2 separate regions of the Homo sapiens genome follow, and region 2 is linked to region 1. The links are chromatin loops, found by intact Hi-C in ENCODE. Cell type or tissue: ascending aorta. All regions are shown on one strand. Each heading gives the region's core, and the rest is flanking DNA. Links, peaks and the distances in the headings are about the cores only.

Region 1 (10,560 bases), core at 3,663-8,662:
AAAAAATTTATTTTTCACCTGTAATATAATAAAAATAAGTGAAATAATATATGTAGGACCTAGGGTTGTTCAAGAAGGAAAGTGTCATCTATATACATGCATCTCCACACTGTAGTATCAAATTCAACATTCTGAAATTTAACTTTTGACTTTACCCATTCAGTGTGTTGCCTCAATAGCATTTTTCATCTCAGTGCATTCTGCTAGTTGCCTGAGCCAAAATTTGGGGGATTTCCTTTTTTCTCTTTCTCTGTCTCAAATTTCATATCTCATCCATCAAGAGAATTCTGTCAACCATATTTTCAAAATGCATCTAGACACTGACAGCTTCTCACCACCTTCACTGCTTTTACCCTGTCCAAGCCACCGTCATCTCTCATTTGGATTATTGCCATAGCCTTCTAACCGATCTCCCTGCTTCTACCCTTGCGCCAAGGTCCAGTCTATTCCTCAACACAGTGGTCAGGGTGATTACTTTAAAATGTAAGTCAGATCATGCCCTTCTTGTATTTATAATCTTCTGGTGGCTCCTTATTTCTCTGACAACAATAGTCATCACCTTTATAATGGCCTGACAGGTTCTACATGTGCTGGTCCCATCCAACCCCCACTCCATTATCTCCCTTGCTACTTCCTGAACTCATTTTCTACTATGAAATAAGTATTGTTCATCTCCTCCAAGTCTTGCTTGATTGCCACCTTCTCAGTGCAGCCTACCATTGTGTTTAGAATTGCTCTCCATTTCTTGTCCACCTTAATCTGTGTATTACAGATACCCCTTACCAGCCTCACTGACTCACTTTCTCGTGGTCTCTTTCTCTCTTTTCCTCTCTGGAAAGGCAGGGTTTTTATCTCTCTCTCTCTCTCTCTCTCTCTCTCTCTCTGTTGTCTGTTTTGCTTACTGATGTTTTCCCAAGAGCCTAGACTAGTACCTGGAAAATACAAAAGAGATGGGAGTGATTGATTGCTAAATTCTTTAAGTGTTTGCTTCTAAGTAAGTACAGTGCCCAAAGAGACTATCTTTTTAGATGGCAATGAAACATATCTGTTGAACGAATGAATAATCAATGACCAGGTTTTTCCAAGAGAACCATTGATGAGGATGGGAAATTTTTCAAGAGTGCTTTGACAAAGCACGTAAACTGGGGTGGAGGTGTCTGATGGTTCCCTTCGTCATCTGCCTGCTCCTTGTACTTTGTGTCTCTTGTAGGCAGAGGCATGACTAATTGCATGACTAACTGGAGTGAGCCGTCACATACCCAGTGGTGTGATGGAAATGGAAAATGATCTTAAAAACTGACAAAGTTTTTTGAAACAAGCAGAAGAAATATGTAGGGAATATGTAGGTATAGGACAGTGCATTTGGAGAGGAAAAACATAGTGGTAAACAGTAAGATAAAACATTAGAGATTTAATTGACCACTCATTGGTTCAAACAATATTAAGAGTATAGAGAATAAAGTTATAAGACGACCCAGGGTGCCTTGAAGAGCTTGGTTTTCTCCATTTCCATTGCATCCACCCCACCCATGAGAATGTTATCTCTATAAACACTGATATGGTTTAACGATGCCAAGAAGCCTTCCTGTGCTTAGGATTTATCTCAGCTGGAGCCACCACTATGCAGATAGATGGCTTAACAAAGTTCTCTAAATGTATAGTGATTTTTAGTGTAGAAAATGGCCATCAGTTATTCTTCATCTCTACAAAGGGCTGAACAGCAGAAAATGTTTTTTTTTTTTTTTTTTTTTGAGACCAAGTTTTGCTCTTGTTGCCCAGGCTGGAGTGCAAATGACATGATCTCAGCTCACTGCAACCTCCGCCTCCCGGATTCAAGCGATTCTCCTGCCTCAGCCTCCTGAGTAGCTGGGATTACAGGCGTCCACCACCATGCCTGGCTAATTTTTGTATTTTTAGTAGAGACGGAGTTTCACCATGTTGGTCAGGCCTTGAACTCTTGACCTCAGGTGATCCACCTGCTTCGGCCTCCCAAAGTGCTGGGATTACAGGTGTGAGCCACCGCCTCTGGCCCCAGAAAATGTATTTCAACTGTAGCGTGATGGCTATAGTTGAGATCAGTGAAATTGTGTTTGCCAGAGAGCGCGTTGATTTTTGGGGAGTAGGTTATAGAAACTCCTGAAGTGAGAACTTTTCTTAATTTCATTCTGCTAGAGCAGTTTGTACCAGCATTTCTCAAAATATGTCACAGCATCATACAGACCATTAAGTAAGGTTACTCTAAATAAAGATTCTACAGTTGTGCATTTCACAAGCACTAGGTTTCAAAAAGTTAAACATATTTCTTTACTGGGGGGCTTCACAAAGCCTTTATGTTGCTCTAAGCCTTGTGAGTTTCCAAAAGGGGCGTATCATGAATGGCATTCCTCAAACTTATTTGAATTTGGAACCCCTTTTTAGGGACTTCTTGTGGATAAATGTTCTTGCAACGTGCTTTGGGAAGTATCAACTTTGATATACAAAGGTGCCTGGGTCACTGGACCTTGAGAGTTCATTTTTGGGCAATGTTTAAACATTTCCTTGCTTGCCTTCTTTGTACCTCCAAAAACAACCGCCACCACAGCATCAACAAAAACATTTTCATATTATTACCTTTTTAGCAATACCACCTGAAAAAGGATTCCTTTGAAACCATTCCTTTTATAGTTTTCAACAAGGCAACAGTAACCTAAGACCTTGAAACCAATTATATTTTTCATTCTATGGAGGCTGTAATTAGAAATGTGTATATAGATGTTTGATACAACAGTGTCTGTGACTGCTGGGAGTCCTGATGGATGAGGGACCCTGCAAGGCCATTCATGAAATGTTACAGTTTGGGGAGGCAAGTTTCACCTAGAAGAGCTCATTCATTGGTATATTATTAATAAGTGGCAGTTTCCAAAGCAAGACCAAAGTAGCACCATATATATCTCTCTACAGGTATTTTTTTCTTTTAACTGGAATAAGTTAAAAATTTGTATCTTCACCTGCTTAACATGATTTAAAAGAAGGCACTCGAGGGAGTTTTCTTGGCCTTCTCTAAGTAGAAAGTGAGATGTGGCTGCCTCAAGACATTGTTACATGCACCTCAGCGGGAACCTTTCATGGAAGGTTCTTACAGGAGAGCTGGAGGACAGAGAAAAGACTTCCTGGAGCTTCCTGAGAAGCCAGTGTGTGACTGCTAAAAAATGGCTGCACTTTTAACAGAACTTCTTCTCAGACTTGCTCTCATTTTTGTATCCCATCTGGTTTTAATTGCCACAGGCCACCAGTATTTACAAAAGAACCTGGCAACTTTAAATGGCCAAATTGGCCCTGTTCGCTTATAACCCAGGACTCTGGCATTTGGTATGAAAAAGTGATTAATTGGAAAGAACATTTAGGAATGGCAGCTTCCCTGACATTGGCTGGAAAATTCTCTCCATTCCAGTCCACCACAGTTCCTTCTGATTTGGGTGACTTCGGCCAGTGAACCCTATTTTTCTGCCTGTTACAGATTTTGGTCCTCACAATGACAATGTCTTCACTTGGGGAGTAATTTATTGCCAAGGCTTGTTGAAGAAACAAGTTTGTTCTCTGTTTCTTTGTCTAAAACATTTTATTTTCTACTCCCTTGTAAGACTTTTCCAAGAAAAATATAACTCCCAACTAGTGACTATTGGATTAAGTTCTTACTTTTATCTGTATGTCAAGCCTCATATAGATCATATAAACCTTCTTGTCTTTTATATACACTTGAGATATTTGAGCTGTTGTGCTTTGGTGAAAATCAGTCTTTTTATGCATGCATCTCCCATGCTCTGAAATGATGAAGATAGGTGTGTGCATGTCTGAACTCAGAAAATTACAAGCATTTGATACCATTTCCAAACATAGGGACCTTTGTTTCCATCCTTTGCTACATTTCATTAGTCCATTAAATTCACCCTTTTAAGCCATGGCAGTTAGGCTGTTTGAAAACACAGTTCAAGGTGAAGGAAGAGCGTTATTCCATCATGTCAATTATTTGTGTAAAGAGCCTTTTAACCATCTTTGTGGAAACAAAATGATCCATCAGGATTTTGTGACCATATGTTTCAGAAGTAGGGATGTGGGTCTTGTCCAATGAGATGCAACATGTTTTGATTATAAAAGATATTTTGATTTTGGGTGAGTACATTGACAGATAACAGGAATCAAATCTACCATGAATAGTAATTCCTCTAGAAGTTCAATCATGGAAGCAAATCTCACCTTTTTTTCCTCTTTTACCTCTTAAGAGTTACTACACTTCTTGTTATATTCATGTGTAGTATCCTTAAAGTAAGCCAAACATATCTCCGTAGTTTGATAAAGTAGGATGGATGATTATCTTTTGGAAGTGCTACTCTAAAACATTTAGATCTTCACTAGGAGAGTGAAACTGTGTGAACTTTTTTATGGTTCTTTCTCCTTATTAATTTTAGATTATAGAACAAAGGGACTGTCTTCTGTATGACAATTCCAAGTGGATAGATGAATCATGCATTTTGGTGAGTGTGACTTGCTTTGTGAAAAAGTAAAACATTTTGTCACTTTCTTAACAGAAAAGAAGTGATCATCCTGCTTTGGAAGACTTTGCCCGAGGGATGTCTTCCTAACAGAAACATTTGAGCTATAGTCATAGGTAGAAGACCGCTTCTCCCAGGCATGGATATTTCCTATTTTCGTAGGAACAAAATGGTTTATGAAAATGTATCTGATTTATCCTTTTCCTTTTTTCTTCCATTTCATCAAAGCTAGATTCATTCTTGGCTTTATTGCATGTTTAAATCCATCTTGGTTCTTAATTGAATCCTTAGAGAGGGAATAAAATGATTAAGCGCTCCTATCTCTCTTCCACACTAGGTCCCCTTATTAAGTTAGAGTTCTTGACCTAGGATTCTGTGGCATTACTTGTGCCACAGTCATCTCCATTTTGCCAATCAAAGCTGGATATGGTAAGCATGATGCTTCAAAGCCCTGACACCTATGCAGCTGGCTGTCTCTCTCCACCCCCTCCTCAGACAGGTTCCCAGCACATGGCTGAGCTTTTGCCCAGATGTTCTCTCTTGATTCTCACAGGCACCCATCTAGTGCACCTCAGGCCACAGCCTCCCACTGAAGTCATGGGTGTCAGGTGGGGGTCCTAGGTGTACCTCACTCAAGCCCCCCTTTCTCCTGAGTCACTCCACTAGGTTAGATCTCAATGCACATGGACACATATCTCTTAGAGCAGCATCACTCTTCTGATTTTCCAAATCCATCTGCCTGTGTAAATACTGTGACAGATATGTTACAAGATTCAGTGATGATCACAGTGTTACATTCCTGAAAAATTCATCATAAACAGTGGAATATTATAGAAAGAAGCTTAGAACAATAACAAGTTAAGAATGTGTGTAGATTTAAATTTAGAAGGCCTTTGACCCACTTACCTGTCCACTTAATTTATTCATTGAACCCCTGTGGTCACTAGAATGTGGATGCTCCTTCACTTTCCTTACTAAGAAGGGCAGTTTCATTACAGTATTTGATTTCATATGTCAAAAGTGATTATTATCCACCCCTCAAGCTCTCTCAGATATAATATCGACTTACAAGTCAGTAACTAAGATCAGTCAAATAAATTATGTTTTATCCCACTGTGATCAGAGGATATGTATACGTCCATTCTTTCAGAGGATGGGTGTCAAGATGAGTGGATGAGGCCAGGTACAGTGGCTCATGCCTGTAATCCCAGCACTTTGGGAGGCTGAGGCAGGCAGATCACTTGAGTTCAGGAGTTCAAGACCAGCTTGGCCAACATGGTGGAAACTTGTCTCTACTAAAAAAAATACAAAAATTAGTCAGGCATGATGGCACATGTCTGTAATCCCAACTCAGGTGGCTGAGATGGGAAAATTGCTTGAACCCAGGAGGTGGAGGTTGCAGTGAGCCAAGATTGCACCACTGCACTCCAGCCTGGGCGACAGAGCAAGAGCAAGACCCTGTCTCAAAAAAAAATTTTTTTTTAAAAAGATGAATGGATGAACCATTTCAAACCTTTCACACATGCATTCAGAGTACTTGACAAGAAATATGTGTTGTGTGCCATAGATCCTGTTGCATCCCTGTAGAGTGTAGAATGCAATCTTGTGCTTGCATTTATCTGGCAAAGTAAACCAATAGCACCCTCTGTTAGAGGTCCTCAGCAGTGTCTCATTTGGCCACCTCCAGTTTCTGGGACATATCTGCCGTCAGTGTGTTTCTGCTATGAAGTCAGATGGTAGAGAAGGCTGAAATTCCTCCCCACACTTGGCATTAACTTCGAATACCAAAGCCACGTGGACTGTGGGAAGAGGACAGGCTTTAGAGTGACTCAGACCTCAGTTTGAAGCCCTTGCTTCTTACTGATTGGATCAACTAAGAGAAGTCTCTCATGCTCTCTGGCCCTCAATTTCCTCACTTACAAAAATGGAGATAATTATACCTACTTTGTAATATTATCATGAGGCTTCAGTGGGCCCATTTAAGTCAAGTGTCTGGCATATGGTATGTGCTTGAAAGATATTTGTTTTTCCTCCATCCTCTACCACTTGCAACTTACTGGGTTGCTTTTACTGCGGCCTGCCCCCTGCCCCATCTGTGTGAAACACACATATAATAATTTGTAAGTTAAACCAGACTTTCAAAGATGTCTTCGCTTACAGCTCTCCCCCATCTCTTTAGTCTTCATCATACTTTTTTAAATTCAATACATAGCTTTCTAATGCCTTTTACATTTTTGTTCAGAACCACAAAAATAAAGAAAGTTCATTTCTAACTTTTTCTATGTCATCATAAATTCCTGTAATAGTTGCATTCTAATCAGGAAAATATTTATTCACCAACATTTTTCTAATTTACTTAATTACCTTATCTCCTCACTAGTGCTTGCTTAAAGTGAATAGAAATTTTTGCACTGGACTGATATTTTTCAATAAAGTGCCTTCTAAAAGGTTTTTGCTTTTATTTTTTAAACATTTTAATACACACTTATGCAGAATATAACTTACATTTCCAAGTAAAGTTAGAAATTAGTTTATTCTCAATTAGAGTAAAGCAATCCGGGAGCTTCATGATTCCTCCTCACTTAATTCTGAAAGGTAATTGCTGTTGTGAGAGAAGACGTTTTAATCTCAGGAACTGGTGTTTGCAAGAAGGATCAGACTGTTGATTAAAAACAAATCAAACAAAAGGCTCTGTGCAAAAAAAAAAAAAAAAAGAAGTTCAGAACCAAAGACCAGAAATCTAAAATGTCAGTTTATAAATCCTCTGATTTTAATCGGCCTTCGGTGCTCTGTTCATTAGTACATCTGGCAGTGCCTCTTGGCAAAGAAAGTTTGGCATGGGAAAAAGCAATGTTTAAATTGGCTTAGGGAAGACATCAAGTATACAAGTCTACTTTTGTCTCTGAGGGGGTATAATTTCTTCATTCATTTCCCCTTTTAAAAATTTACTCCCTGTGCATTTATGAGTAAATTTTAGAGCTCATGAAAGTGAGGAAATGATATCACCAGCCTGAGCCAACTAGAGAGTGTGGGTTGGCAGCTCTGCTTTTGAGATCCTGAACCTGAGCCATTTTCTGTCCCAACTCAGTGTTCACATTATTTTCAGACAAGAGGAAAAAAATGTAAATGGCACCTTTCCGTGTCTACATTTGAGATGTGGGTTGTGCTCATGTCACAAGAGGACTGTCCCTAAACATCTCGCAGTGTGACCTTGTGACCACTGGGGCCGGAATCAGGGTCCCTTTCACCAAGGTGTGTGGCAGCTGTAACAGGCTCTGAGAATCGGCTTTAACTTTTCTTACTCTTTTTACCCATAAGACTGCCGCAGGATTCCCTTTGTCCCCACATTACTGTCATGGAGCTAAGATTCTAGATCTTGTTTGAGTCATAAGAAGTGGTCTATTGCATTTAATCATTGTCATAGCAGTAAACGTTCAAAACTTCCTCTTCTCCAGCTATTGAGAAATTGGTTTCAACCCCATTTGCCAGATAACAGAGCTCTCTCAGATTGATGTTGGTCTTTATTATTTCAATATAACATTTTAAATTTCTTATAGCCTCGGTGGCCTTAAACAGGGTGCTTCACTCGAGGGCTGAAACATGATGGAAAGACTGTGATGTACAGGACGAAGCCAGGGATGTGCTGGAGCCAGCTCCTAGTAGCTCACACCAGCCCGAGCTCCGATCCTTTTTTGAGGTCCACATTTCTGCCCTGTCCCCGTGTTTTCACTCGCTGGTCAATCCATCAGATTCCTGGCAGGAAACACATGGTGCGACCAGTGAGGTGATTGAAGAGAGTTTATGAAAGGACCATTTCCGGTGATGTGGGTAGTATTAGAGAAGCCACGGGCAATAGTGACACCTACCAGATGGCTTGAAGGGGCAGAGGGGAGGAACAGCCACCCAGCACCTGCTGAGAGCTGTTGCCATGAAGAGAAATCCAACAGGAGCTGTGCCTGTAGATAGGCGAGACCGGCTACTGCCAGAGTTGGAGGTGGGAGAGGCTGTTAAAACTTAAATGAAAGCAGACACAGCAGTGAAGGCCAGGTAGGCAACAGGGCCGCTTAGGGCTCACTGTAGCTTCCCAGAGAGAGTGAGACAAAGGCACATTTGTGCAGAGCTCAGGCAGAATCCAGTTGCCCAAAACAGTCAGGCACTTTCTGTTCCTCTAGCTTTGCATGGGCCATGCTGGTCTTGAAAGCGTTCTTCTTGGCTTCTGAGTTAGAACGTTGAAGATGAAGTCAGTTCCCCATCCATCAGATGCGGTCTGTATTATCTTCAACTTTGATAGCCTCAGTAGACATAAGGGCTTTTGTGGATTCAAAGTTCACAATATTTTAAATAAACCTGAGACCTGGATTTGCTCAAGTGGAGGCTGACAGTTAACATTTCCTGTAGATAGCAGTAGGGGTGTTGTGCCAGGAATCTAGATAAATTTAAACATTCATTGGTGACTACCATCAAGGAATCCGTAGTCTAACAGAGGAAGTAGACCCAAAAACAGATATAAAAAGGAGAGCCTAAGAAGTGTTCAGCCATACTAGCTGTCAGCCTGGCAAATGCCTTAACCCCGGGGCTGAAGAGGGGAGCTTTACTGTCATCAGCTTCCCTGTGGATTGATAAATTGGAGGCAGACAGCTAGATCCTAGGGCTGCCAAATAAATCCTTAGGATTGAAATATAACTATGCAATACTTAGAATCATGTGAACATACTTGTACCCTAAATGCAATGTACCATTTCTCTGAAACTTGTTTAGAGGTGAGAAAAAAAATAGTAATGATGACAATAATTACTATAATAAGCCTATTTTCCACCTCTCTGGAAGGGAACAGCCTGCGGTGTGTATCATCGGTGTTGAATTGGGCAGGAAGGAGCCCTGTTTTTATTAACACCCACACACTGCTGGCCAGGTGCATACATGTGTATCAAAGTGTGTGTGTGCGTGTCTTTGCCTGTGAATTGCACTTTGAAAGATGAACTGGAAGTATGAAGAGGAGGGGATAAACCAGAAGCTACTAGGCTGGACGGTTTCAGGAGCTGGATTTCCTCTGAGGCAATTTACGGCTCTGAGAAAAGCCCTGCTCTTCCCTTAGCTGCTTGGCCTGATGTGTATTTGTGCCGATGGTGACTGAGCGACCCTCTCAGCACCCCCGTCTGGGTGTTAAGACAGGATTTTCACCTCTTTGCAGCTCAGGGGGATGCTTTTCTCTCTTCTTCCCAACCAGAAAAGAAAAATCAAACCTAACACCTATAATAGCGAATCTATCACACATTTTTCCTACAGATATAACAGGTATATAGGTATCAATTCCTTTTCTTTTGTCTAGTTGATCACCAAATTAAAGCTCAGAGAAGTAAATTATTTTGTCTGAAGTTGCAGTTAATCAAATGTCATGTATTATAATGGCTGTGTTATTAGCTGTCTTAGTTCTCATATCTCTTCTCTCCCTGCTGTCTTTGGGAATAAGTGAATTTCCATTCGTTCTTTGTCCTAAAAATGAATGACCATGTGTACTTTGGAAAATACCATGAATTTCCTCTTTTTTCTCCTCATATTTTGTTAGGGTATTATTGAATCTACTAGGCTAAAAGAAGCTATAAATTATTTAGCCAATTTTGTCACATCAGTGATCCACAGGATACAGAATCGGGTTCCCTCCTAGTCTGTCTCATTCTAGAAAATTTAGCCATGTCCATGATGCACTTTTTTTCCCAACTTTACAAGTCTCTGCTTGGCAGATTGATATGTTTTTCAAATAAGTATGTTGTTCTTGAATATTTTTAATCTCTCTTGACTGAATGGGGATGAGGAAAGACAAAGCGTATTGTCATCCATTTAATTTGAAAATAGAAATTTTTTCATGAGTATTAATTTTCTCAAAATGAAATAAAACAATGAAACTTTATTGAGTTTGGGCACTGTGCCACTGTCTTCCATTTCCTGTTTTAAAAACAAAGGAAAACACCCCACAAGATTAGCAATGTAGGGTGGCGGGCTGTGTGTAAGCTCATAGCTCACAACGCCCAAA
Region 2 (10,560 bases), core at 3,270-8,269, 98 kb before region 1:
CCCTTTGTTCAGCACTCATTCTCTCTCCTGCCACCCTGTGAAGAGGTGTCTTCCACCACGATTGTAAGTTTCCTGAGGCCTCCCCAGCCATGTGGAACTCTGAGTCAATTAAACCTCTTTTCTTTATAAATTACCCAGTCTTGGGTACTTCTTCATAGCAGCATGAGAATGGACTAATACAAATGCCAAGCTAATATAAATGTTACGAGGTCTAAATCAGTTCATATATATAAAGTGCTTAGAATAGTTCCTGGGCCATAATAAATACAATGTAACTGTTTGCTTTATTTTTATGCCCATAATTATTAAAAGTGAAAAATAAAATGTTATTGAAATGCATGTCACTGAGATGGATAAGTTTTTAAATTAGCTTATGTATTAAATGCTAACTATTATTTATTGCTGGAGTGAATCTGAGTTCCATCATGGCTGTCACACTTTTTCATTTATATACTTATAATGAGAAACCTTTTCATATATAGGGGTAGATGAGAATAGAGTCTTGTTATAGCAAAAATCTCCTAATTCTTTGAACTTTTTTGGATTATGTGCCAAAAAATGACTCATTGGTCTTTCATAAATATCATTTTTAATGATCTTTCAGTGAATGGCTCCATTAAATTCTGCTTCAATTTTGTTGAAAGCATTCAGTTAGAAACCATCTCACTTGCAAAATGATTTTTCTCCAGTATATGTAGTCATTTTCTTTTGCAACACCAATACCAGTGTTTCTAATTATACCATTTCTGGGTGCCCTGAGAGAATTTATCATTCAGGACAGTGTACTATTGTCAAACAGTATGGGTAAAAAGTACTATTTTTTAAAAGAGAAAAAGTAAGGGCTAATGTGAAAGAGAAGGTGGAAACAGAACTAGAAATGGCTCCTGGACTGTACTCCTTCTGAGAGTGCAGCATGATTCTGGGCAGATTCGTTCTGGAAAGTCTTTGTGTGGCCCTGATGCATGTACTCCAGTGTTAAGATCATGACCACTGGGGCCATCCTTTTTCCCTGGGGAGTCTGAGCCAGGGACATATCATGCCCAGCATTTGCTAATTTGAATTTTGACTTCTGATCCTTGTTGGGATGTGCGTTTGGGAGAGAGCCAGTCAGTGCTGTGGTTCTTATACTGTGGTCCACAAATCCAGGGGGGGTACCCCAGATCCTTTTAGGGAGGTTCTGTGAGGTAAAAACTATTTTTATAGTAACACAAAGATGTTTGTGATTTTTACTGTGTGGATAATTTGCCCTGACAGTGCACAAGCAATGGTAGGTAAAACAACTGGCCCTTTATCATGAATTAAAGCAGTGGCACAAATGACCAGGGGTCATTGTATGTTTTGGCTCACATTTGTGGTTTAAAAAAATTCCATTTTCACTTAAGAATATCCTCAATGAAGCAGTAAAAAAAATTTTAAAAGAAATCCCAACACCTGTGTATATGTCTTTTTAATATTCCATGTGATGGAACAGGCAATATGCATAAAGCACTTCTGCTGCACGTCAAAGAACAATGTCATGAGGAAAAGCACTTAAATGATTGTTTGAATTGCAAGCTGCGCTGGCCACTATTTTTCTTTTAACAAAACGTCATTTTTGGTAGAAAGATTTTGCTGACAAACTATTGTCTTAGTCCATTTTGTTCTACTATAACAGAATACCACAGACTGGGTAATTTATAAAGAACAGAAATTAATTCTATCACAGTTCTTCAGGCTGGGAAGTCCAAGATCAAGGTGCTGGTAGATTAGGGCCTGGTCTTTCTGCTTCTACCTTGGTGCATTGAACACTGTGCCCTCCGGTGAGAAAGAATGTTGTGTCCTTACATGAGGAAGAGCAGGAGAGAGAGAGAACCCGCAGCTGCAAGCCCTGCTTATAGCAGCATTAATCCATTCATGAGGGCCCCACCCTCATGACCAACACATCTCTTGTTACACCTCACCTCTCTACACGGTGGCATTGGAAATTATATTTTCAGCACATGAATTTGGGGAGACATTCACACCATAGTAATTATGGTTATTCATACTTTGGTGTTCATAATAGGCATTTTTCTTCAAAATGAGGAATGAGCCTGGTACTTCAGTGAAAATACCTAATAGTATTTATTTCTAATGTTAAAATTCAAGTTTTCAAGGAAACATTTGGATTTTGGTTCAAGCTTGTGACTTCATTGTGAGTTTTACAGCCTACCACTACCAAAAGTCTTTTGATGAGATCGGTGGTGATATGTGATAGTAGCAAATAGGATTTTCAGAATATTGTGTAATGAAATGTGTAAACATTTTGCAAATTTATGTAACTCAGTGACCTCATATTTTTCAAATGGTCAGTGCATGATGTTACAAAATCATGCATCGGTGTGTTAGTGTTCTCCACTAACACAAATGTTCTCCAAACTGATGGAGAACATTAGTTTGTGTTCTCCAGAGAAACTGAAGAAATAGGATCTCTCTCTCTCTCTCTCCCTGTGTGTGTGTGTGTGTGTGTGTGTGTGTGTGTGTGTGTGTATGTGTTTATGTAGAGAGATTTATTTTAAGGAACTGGCTTATTTAGGTGGAGGCTGGCAAGTCTGAAGCCTGCAGGGCAGACTTGCAGGCTGGAAATTCAGGCAGCAGTTGGTGTTGTAATCCTAAGTCTCAAGGGTGGTAGTCAGGCAGCATTTCCACATTTCCACGTTGCAGTCTGGAGACGGAATTCCTTTTTTCTTGGGGGACCTGAGTCTTTTTCTCTTAAGGCCTTCAATTGATTGGATGAGCCTCGCCCACATTATGAAAACAGAACCATTTCACTCCATCTACTGATCTAAATGTTAGTCACGCCTTAAAAAAAATACCTTCATAGCAACGTCTAGCCTGGTGTTTGAACAAACAACTGAACACCGTAGCCTAGACAAATTGGCACATAAAATTAACTATCGCAATGGATAAAAGATTCATTCAAGTTGAAGGTAGACCAGTAGATTCGACATCACCAATAAGCTTCAAGAAACTACCACTTGTTGAATATTGTAGTATCAAAGGATGTCTGCAATTATCTGGAAAGCTGTTAAGATACTCCTCACTTTTCCAACTATAATGCATCTGAGCAAGGATAGATTTTCCTCATATACTTCAACTAGAATAACATATAGCAGCAGATTGAATGTAGAAGGAAATATGGGAATTCAGCTTCTATTCTCCTGGATTAAGCCAGATATTTAAAGAGATTTTCAAAAATATTCTTTAAAATTATATTCTTTTCACTAATTTTCTTCATTTTAAGAAATATAGATTTTTAAAATAAAATGTTTTAATAGACAATAGATTATTTTAATGCATTAATAAATTTTTAAAAACTTTTCTCTTAGATATCATACACTTACAAATTCTTTTCTCAGTAATATTTTAGCGTAAAGGGACCTTTAACACTGTTGTTTGGTAATTGCTGCATTGGTAAATGGAAGGTGATAGATTGGGAAAATAATTAATTCTTATTAAGACAGCACATGTTGTGGTTAGATGTTTTCTTGAGGTGTTAGCCTGTTTGAACATTTGAATATTTTAATGAGTGTTTTACATAAAAAGTGGTTTGCACACATATACGACCACAGTGTTAGTGGTTGTTCAACATAATGTAAGATAAACACCCTGAAGTGAGCAGGCTGGTTAATTTGGGGAACTTTCTTCCACATCGGATGTAGTTGAGGGGAAGTTTGCGTTATATTGGAGAGCTGGAGAGCAGTGTCCCCTGATGAAGAGCTTCCCAAAGATGACCTGCTGATGCTGGGTTGCTCTTTTTTTTTTTTTTTTTTTTTTTTTTTTTGAGATGGAGTCTTGCTCTGTCTCCCAGGCTGGAGTGCAGTGGCACGATCTGGGCTCACTGCAAGCTCTGCCTCCTGGGTTCACGCCATTCTCCTGCCTCAGCCTCCCGAGTAGTTGGGACTACAGGCACTCACCACCATGCTCGGCTAATTTTTTTTGTATTTTTAGTAGAGACGGGGTTTCACTGTGTTAGCCAGGATGGTCTCGATCTCCTGACCTCATGATCTGCCTGCCTTGGCCCCCCAAAGTGCTGGGATTACAGGCATGAGCCACCACACCCAGCCAGGGTTGCTCTTTAAAGTGACTCTCAGAGCTCTTTGCCAATTAATTGGATGAGGAATTTCAGCAGCTTTTTAAAGTCCTGCCTCTGGGCCCCAAATCCCTGAACATCTCCAACATCTGCTTCAACTGTTCAGTCCTCCTCACTTTGTTATAACAATGTTAGAAATGTAGTGCCAGCTGCAGTTTTACGGTCTGAGTTTAACCAATGACACCAACACCCGTCCTAGGTCAGCATCCTTAATTTTTGGTTTTGGCACATGGAGGATAATGTACACAGTATAAATCAATATGTCTAAGAGGAAAGGAAAGCAAAGTGCTAAAAGCAAAATTTGAACTCATAGAGACTGTTTTACTTTAATAATCCCTTATAGTCTCCCTTTCCAAATTATCACATGAAACTTGTTCCTGAATACATTTTCTTTCTTACCTGTTAAAAACATTAACTGTAGCCCTGTGCAGTGGCTCAAGTGGATAATCCCAGTATTTTGGGAATCTGAGGCAGAAGGATTGCTTGAGGCCAGGAGTTTGAGACCAGCCTGGGCACACAGTGAGACCCTGTCTCTACAAAAATAATAAATACCCAGGCATGGTGGTGCATGCCCATAGTCCTAGCTACTTGGGAGGTCGAGACAAGAGGATCGTTTGAACCATGGAGTTTGAGGCTGCAGTGAGCTATGATTGCACCACTGCACTCCAGCCTGGGTGATAGAGTGAGACCCTGCTCTGAGGGGGAAAAAATATATATATATTTATATATTATTAATATATTTATATATATATTTATATATTATTAATATATTTATATATATTTATATATTATTAATATATTTATATATTAATAATATAATTTATAATAATATAATTAATATATTTATATATTATTAATATATTTATATTATATAAACATTATATTATATATAAATACATTATGTATTAATATATTTATTATTAATATAAATATATAATATAAATAGATTATAAATATAAATACGTTTAATAATATATAAAATTATAAATACATATTTATAAATATATAAAATTATAAATATATAAATATAAAAATAATATAAATATAAAAATTATAACATAAATATAAAAATATAAATATAAATATAAAAAATTATAAGTATAATAAATATAAATATATATACATTATATACAATATTTTATATATATTATATATAAGGATATATATATTTTATATATATATATCCTTCTTTAAAAATCATCTTCTAAAGGTTCAGGTAGATCATGACAAGGACATTTGTGATCTAGGTTGATGACAAATACTAGGCATCCGCCTTATTTGGTTTCTCAGCCACATGTTTCCTGAGAGATCCCTGAAATAGGAGTGTGGTTCCAATGGCTGCAAGGAAAGAGCAGCCTGCAGACTAATTGGCATGCAGCTGGGAGCAAGAGCAGCCAAAGTGACTTACAAAAGATCTGCTGTGTCCTAACAGGCCTGGAGATTTCCTGCAGACCCCGGCAAAGTGGTTCAGGCTGTGTTTGGAGTAGCTCAGTCTGAAAGCCAGTTAGATTGTGGCAGCTGCTTGATTAAAGAACGCTGTTCAGTAGAAAAGAGGGAAACAAACGAGAAAACAGAAATAGACTCTACGTACTGATTGTTTGACTAGAGACAGATAGAGACCCATTACCAGTGAGTCTAACAGGGTATAGCAGTATCAGAACAACCTAACTTTGGCTGGTCATTTCACTTTTTGGCAAGGTGTTTGCCTCCCATGTGCTATGGATTTTCTCTCGGCTTTATTTTCTCTCAAATGATGGTGAGACTCATGTTCTGCGATTGGAAAGCACTTTAGGCTTTTCCCTGTTTTCATCTCTATAGTTAAACTCCTATAGCAACCTCAAGAAACCTATCCTACAGGTTAGTGCACAGTAAAGAGTAAGACGAATTATTAAAAGCCTTTTAAAACACCTGTAAATATAAAGGCATTAAACAAATTTTAAACACATTTTGGAAAGCAGAGGCATATCTAGAAAAGTGTTGTCAAGTTGTGATTGGTGCATTACCATCTGGCATCTTGTTCCTACCCAGGAAAGAAGGCCAGAGAAAAGAGAGAGAGGCTTATGGAAGTGGGATTTTTTTCTGATTTCTTTTCCAGTTTTTTCTGTTTATTTAGAAAATCTGTGAATTTTTTTTTTCAAAATTTTTATCTGAATGTACTTGTATTTTAAAAGTGGAACATGGAAATGTATTGTTCTTTCTTATTTGTGTTAATGTGGAAATATTTTTTCTTTTCTTCCTTTTCACTTTCTTACCCAATGTATTGTTTTGTTTTTCTTAGCTCTCTGGGTATTGCTCTGAAGCTTTTTTAAGTGAATTATCTCACTTAATATACACACAGCCCTATGAAGTTGTTGTTAAAATTTTTATTATTTCCATTTTGCAGAAGACTGGCTGAGGCTCTGAGAAGCCAAATGCCATTAGCTTAAGGTCACACCTGGTGATGTCAGCATTTGAATCCAGGCAGTCTGACAACATCACCCCACTGCAACACTGTTGCCAATCTCTGAAACTTTTCTCCAAATATTGAAATTTAATTGCCTCTTATTATACTTGCTTTTTGAGTGTGTTATAGATGGAATAGAGTATTTTGTTTTCTGATATATAGTGCAAAAATAAACAAAAACAGTATTTAAAAATATATTCTTCATCTTGGCATTTGACTCTTGTTCAATATCCTTTCTTGGTGATTTTTCTCTCGTTGTAGAACTAGTCTGAAAGGATATTCTCTTGACAAAACAATATTTTCTTATACTCCTATGTTTAGGAGAATAAGAAATTACTTCATTTTCTCAGAAGAAAATCGAGACGAAATTTTGTTGGGACTTGGCCCTTGATTTTAGATGCTCATTTCAACTGCAAAGCTTCAAACTTTGGGAATCTCTCTTGTTGCAGAGGCTCTATCTCCTATTATATAAAAACAGGTTAGCCTAAGGGCTCAAGACGGTACATTCTAGGTTGATATTTGGGTTTGTGTGTGCTTCTGGCATGGAAAATATCTTGTCTTTAGAATGTATTTAACAAACGCAAGTTTTCCCAAGGACCTGCCAGTCAGCAGTTGGTGTTGACTTTGGGTATCCTGAAGCACTGTTTGGAAATGTGCATTGTGGCTCTGTCCTGAAGTGGGCTTTATGGGTAAAATACTTTAAAACTGGGAGTCAATGGGCTTTAGAGAATTCCATTGTGTGCAATATTGGTTTGTTTTTAGATTTTCAAAGGGGGCTCAGTGGTTAAGAGCTAGTGTTTTGGATGATCTCTGAAGTGACTTCGACAAATTATTTGTTCCTCTGACTTTTGGTGTCTATTATAAGAGACATTTGCTCTGCGCTGTTCATGTGCATTTATTTAATAAATAAAGTGCATTAAGTTTTGTGGTAGCTTTCTTTAATTTATCATTCCCTGGCTGTATTCACTCATTCATTTATTAAAATCTTGTGCCAGGCACAGTACCAGAGTAAAGCAAAGTGAATCAGAGCACCTCATTATATATTCATTCTGCAATTCTGTGCTTTTCTGTTTTAGCTGTTATCACATTTTCTGTATGCATTTGTGTGTTGTATCCTTCTGGAGGTCAAGGCTTGTCTTGTTTCCTTCCCTGACATATCCCACAGTACTGGGCACACTGCCTGGCATATGAAAAGATCTTAAGCAATATTCCTTGAATGAGGACATCTTGTGTCTCCTCAGAGTACCTCGTTTCTCAGCAGGGGTTCACTACATGTCTTCCATGAGTAAGTATTCACCAGAAATTTGAGTGTCTGACTTGGTTCTGTGTGTCAAGGGGCTAGAAACAAAAAACACTGTGGCTCTCCAGCCTCAAAGACCTTGTAGTGTAGAAAAGCGGGAGAGAGGACCGTATTTAAACTTCAGTTTTTAAGTGCTGTGGCAGGTGAAAAATGTGGACAGGTAGTGCACAGCAGACAAGGAAGGGTGGTTCATACGGATGAGACTGCGGGAGGATGTGGAAGAGGGATAAGAGAAAGAGAACATGGTTGAAGAACAGGATCAGTAAGAAAGGACGATGGCCACATGTGCAGAGGCCAACCCAAGGATAATGGAAAAGTCTGCAAAATCCTCCAGGTTTCAGTGCTGTCTTCCACTGCCTTGCTCTTAAAATCAGGACTTCAGTGGGAGAAGGGCTAGTGGCTATCAGAAGAGATCTTCAAAGAGGAGAAAGGATGGTGCTGAGGGTCATTGTAACACTCTGGACTTTGTAGCCTCATAGTAGAGGACGCGATGCCTGGAGCTGAAGAGCAGAGGCGGGGGAGATGCTTGGGGAGTGGATGGACACAAGGGTTGAAGGGGCTGGCAGGGAGCAGGAGTAAAGACAGCTTGAAGGAAGATTCTGCAATAAATTTTATATAGTAGCTAAGCAAGCTTTTTTTCTGGAAGGAAATGCCGAAAATATGTTAGCTAGATCACATTTATGACTTAGGGACTTCATGCGAACCAACATGGTAGTAGTGGGGGCAGAAGCAGATCCAAGGAAGGGGCTTGAGTGAGCCCTCCAGCATGGTTCTAAAACCAGGACAGTCCCCAACCTATTCCCAAGCCACCTCTTGACATCCACGAGGTGAAAAGCAACCATTTTGCAGGGAGTTCATCTTCTGCCTCGTAATTGATTGCCATCAGGTCTGACTGTCCCCATAGGACCCAAGGGCTCCAGGCCAGACCCATTCTGTTCTTCAGGGTTGGAACACTGTTAACTTTCTTCTGTTTTCCACCTATGGGAGAATACGTTTTTCCACTTGCTGCTTTCAATCCTGTCTTTGTACTTCTCCCCTCCCCATGCCAGCTGTTTTTTATATTTGATTTTACCTCATTCTTTTCTCTTTACCCACCGCTGCCCCCAACCAAATCCTTCATCACCCCCAACAAAATGGTGTTCTGGAAAGAGAAATTACAGCATGCAAGTGAAAGCATATCAAAAAATACCCACATTGAATGGCATTGAAAGAATTAACAGTAAACTCCAGGAAGCTGATTCTAGCCCCAGAGTATAAAAATAATTGTTTTTATGGATGTCTGTTCCCAAGTGGTTTAAGATTCCTGGAGTCTGTGTTTCCAGATGAAAGCATCTGCACCAAACCCTGTTAAAATAGTTCCATAATCACCTGGTCACATTCCCACATTTCAGCAAAGAAGCCAAAATGTACATAGAAGTAATTACTTCCCGACTGAATCCTGATGCTAATGGCACTACCTCATTAGCATTGTGGCTCATTCAGGAGCCAGGATATACTTTTAATTACTTTAGATCAAAGATAAAATGAGCGTGCAATGGTTAGGCAGAAGGAAAATGCAATGCCTTTATGTCTCAACACACAGGAAATAGGGATTATATTATTTTTGCTCTTGTCTCTGCCTTTAATGTTCTTGGCTGTGCAAATCCTTGCTCTTAGGAAAACGCACACATCTCTCCCCATCTAAACCTTCCTCTTCCTGCATAGCTGGGTCAGAATTCAGCCTCTCAAGGAAGCTTTTCTTGACCACCCCATTGCAGTTCTGTCTGAACTTGGTAGCCTTGTTTGTGTGCCATTTACTGACAGTGTGCAGCATGGTAAAATTCCGTGCATCCCTTTCAGCCAATATGCCATACACACCAACCCCTAGTAGATTGATTTTATTTCTGGTAAGCTTTGGGAGAACTGTAGGAAACATATCCTGGAGAACTAGTGAAGATGGGATAAGAGAGAAATTATAATTAGAAGTACAGCTTTAAATAGCTTTTTATAGTTTAGATGATGCTTTTTTTTTTCTTCAGCCCGAAGCAGACATTCTTGGGAATTAGACATAATGTAAGCAGTAGAGCACATGATATTTGGGGCTCATTCTGCCCATCCTAAGGTGTCTTTAGGGCAGGCTAGACCTAGTGTAGGGGAGGAAAAAATAATTTTGTTTCTCTATCCTTCATAGTTCTCAGTTGGGACAGAGCCCTGTAACAAAAGACAGATTGACAAGTGAGAAAAAACAGAAGCTTAATAAAATGTGTACCTCATGTGTACACAGGAGAAACACAGAGAAATGAGGAAATCTCAAAGAGATGACTTTGAATTCAGGTTTAAATACCACAGTCCTTTGAAACAAGAAAGAAGGGTGTGGGGAAGCCAGGTAATGGGGAGGTGACCTGGACAAGCAGTGTAAGCAAGGATAAGATTTGCTGTGCAGATTTCAGTGGGTGCCCTCTCCACTGATGCGTCTCCAGTGACTGAGTCCTCCTTTTCCTGGTATAGATGGGGAGACACACTTACAAATGGAGAGTTCCTCTGTGGATGTAAATTTCTCTTACCAAAGAGTGATTTGTATTCTGTTTTCAGAGCTTTTCCTGTATCTGCAGTTTCTCAAAATAATCAGCTCAAAATAATCCTTATGCCAAGGCAGCTTATTTTGGAGTAGCATATTCTAGTCTCTTACACTAGAAACTGATGACTAGAGAAGAGTTCCCCAAGTTT

The links. Peaks named below come from ENCODE experiments on the same cell type or tissue, not always from the same donor. Only the 100,000 strongest peaks of a DNase experiment are listed, where the experiment ranks them.
Region 2: it touches region 1 in a loop (1.9-fold over the local background); 1 of 110 quality-filtered maps calls a loop at or near these places.

Annotation. Positions count from the first base shown.
Region 1 is chr12:29,607,861-29,618,420 of GRCh38, reverse strand. All of the region lies in intron 6 of TMTC1 (transmembrane O-mannosyltransferase targeting cadherins 1), which reads left to right. Among named protein-coding and RNA genes, the nearest start is that of OVCH1, 120 kb to the right of the region's middle. In ascending aorta, for the core only: no CTCF peak of the experiment used is centred there; DNase peaks (open chromatin) are centred at 6,280 and 7,570; H3K27ac peaks cover 2,558 bases.
Region 2 is chr12:29,705,249-29,715,808 of GRCh38, reverse strand. The region is part of intron 5 of TMTC1 (transmembrane O-mannosyltransferase targeting cadherins 1); the gene reads left to right. Among named protein-coding and RNA genes, the nearest start is that of TMTC1, 73 kb to the left of the region's middle. RefSeq lists an enhancer at 5,236-5,780. In ascending aorta, for the core only: no CTCF peak of the experiment used is centred there; a DNase peak (open chromatin) is centred at 5,528; H3K4me3 peaks cover 652 bases; H3K27ac peaks cover 1,480 bases.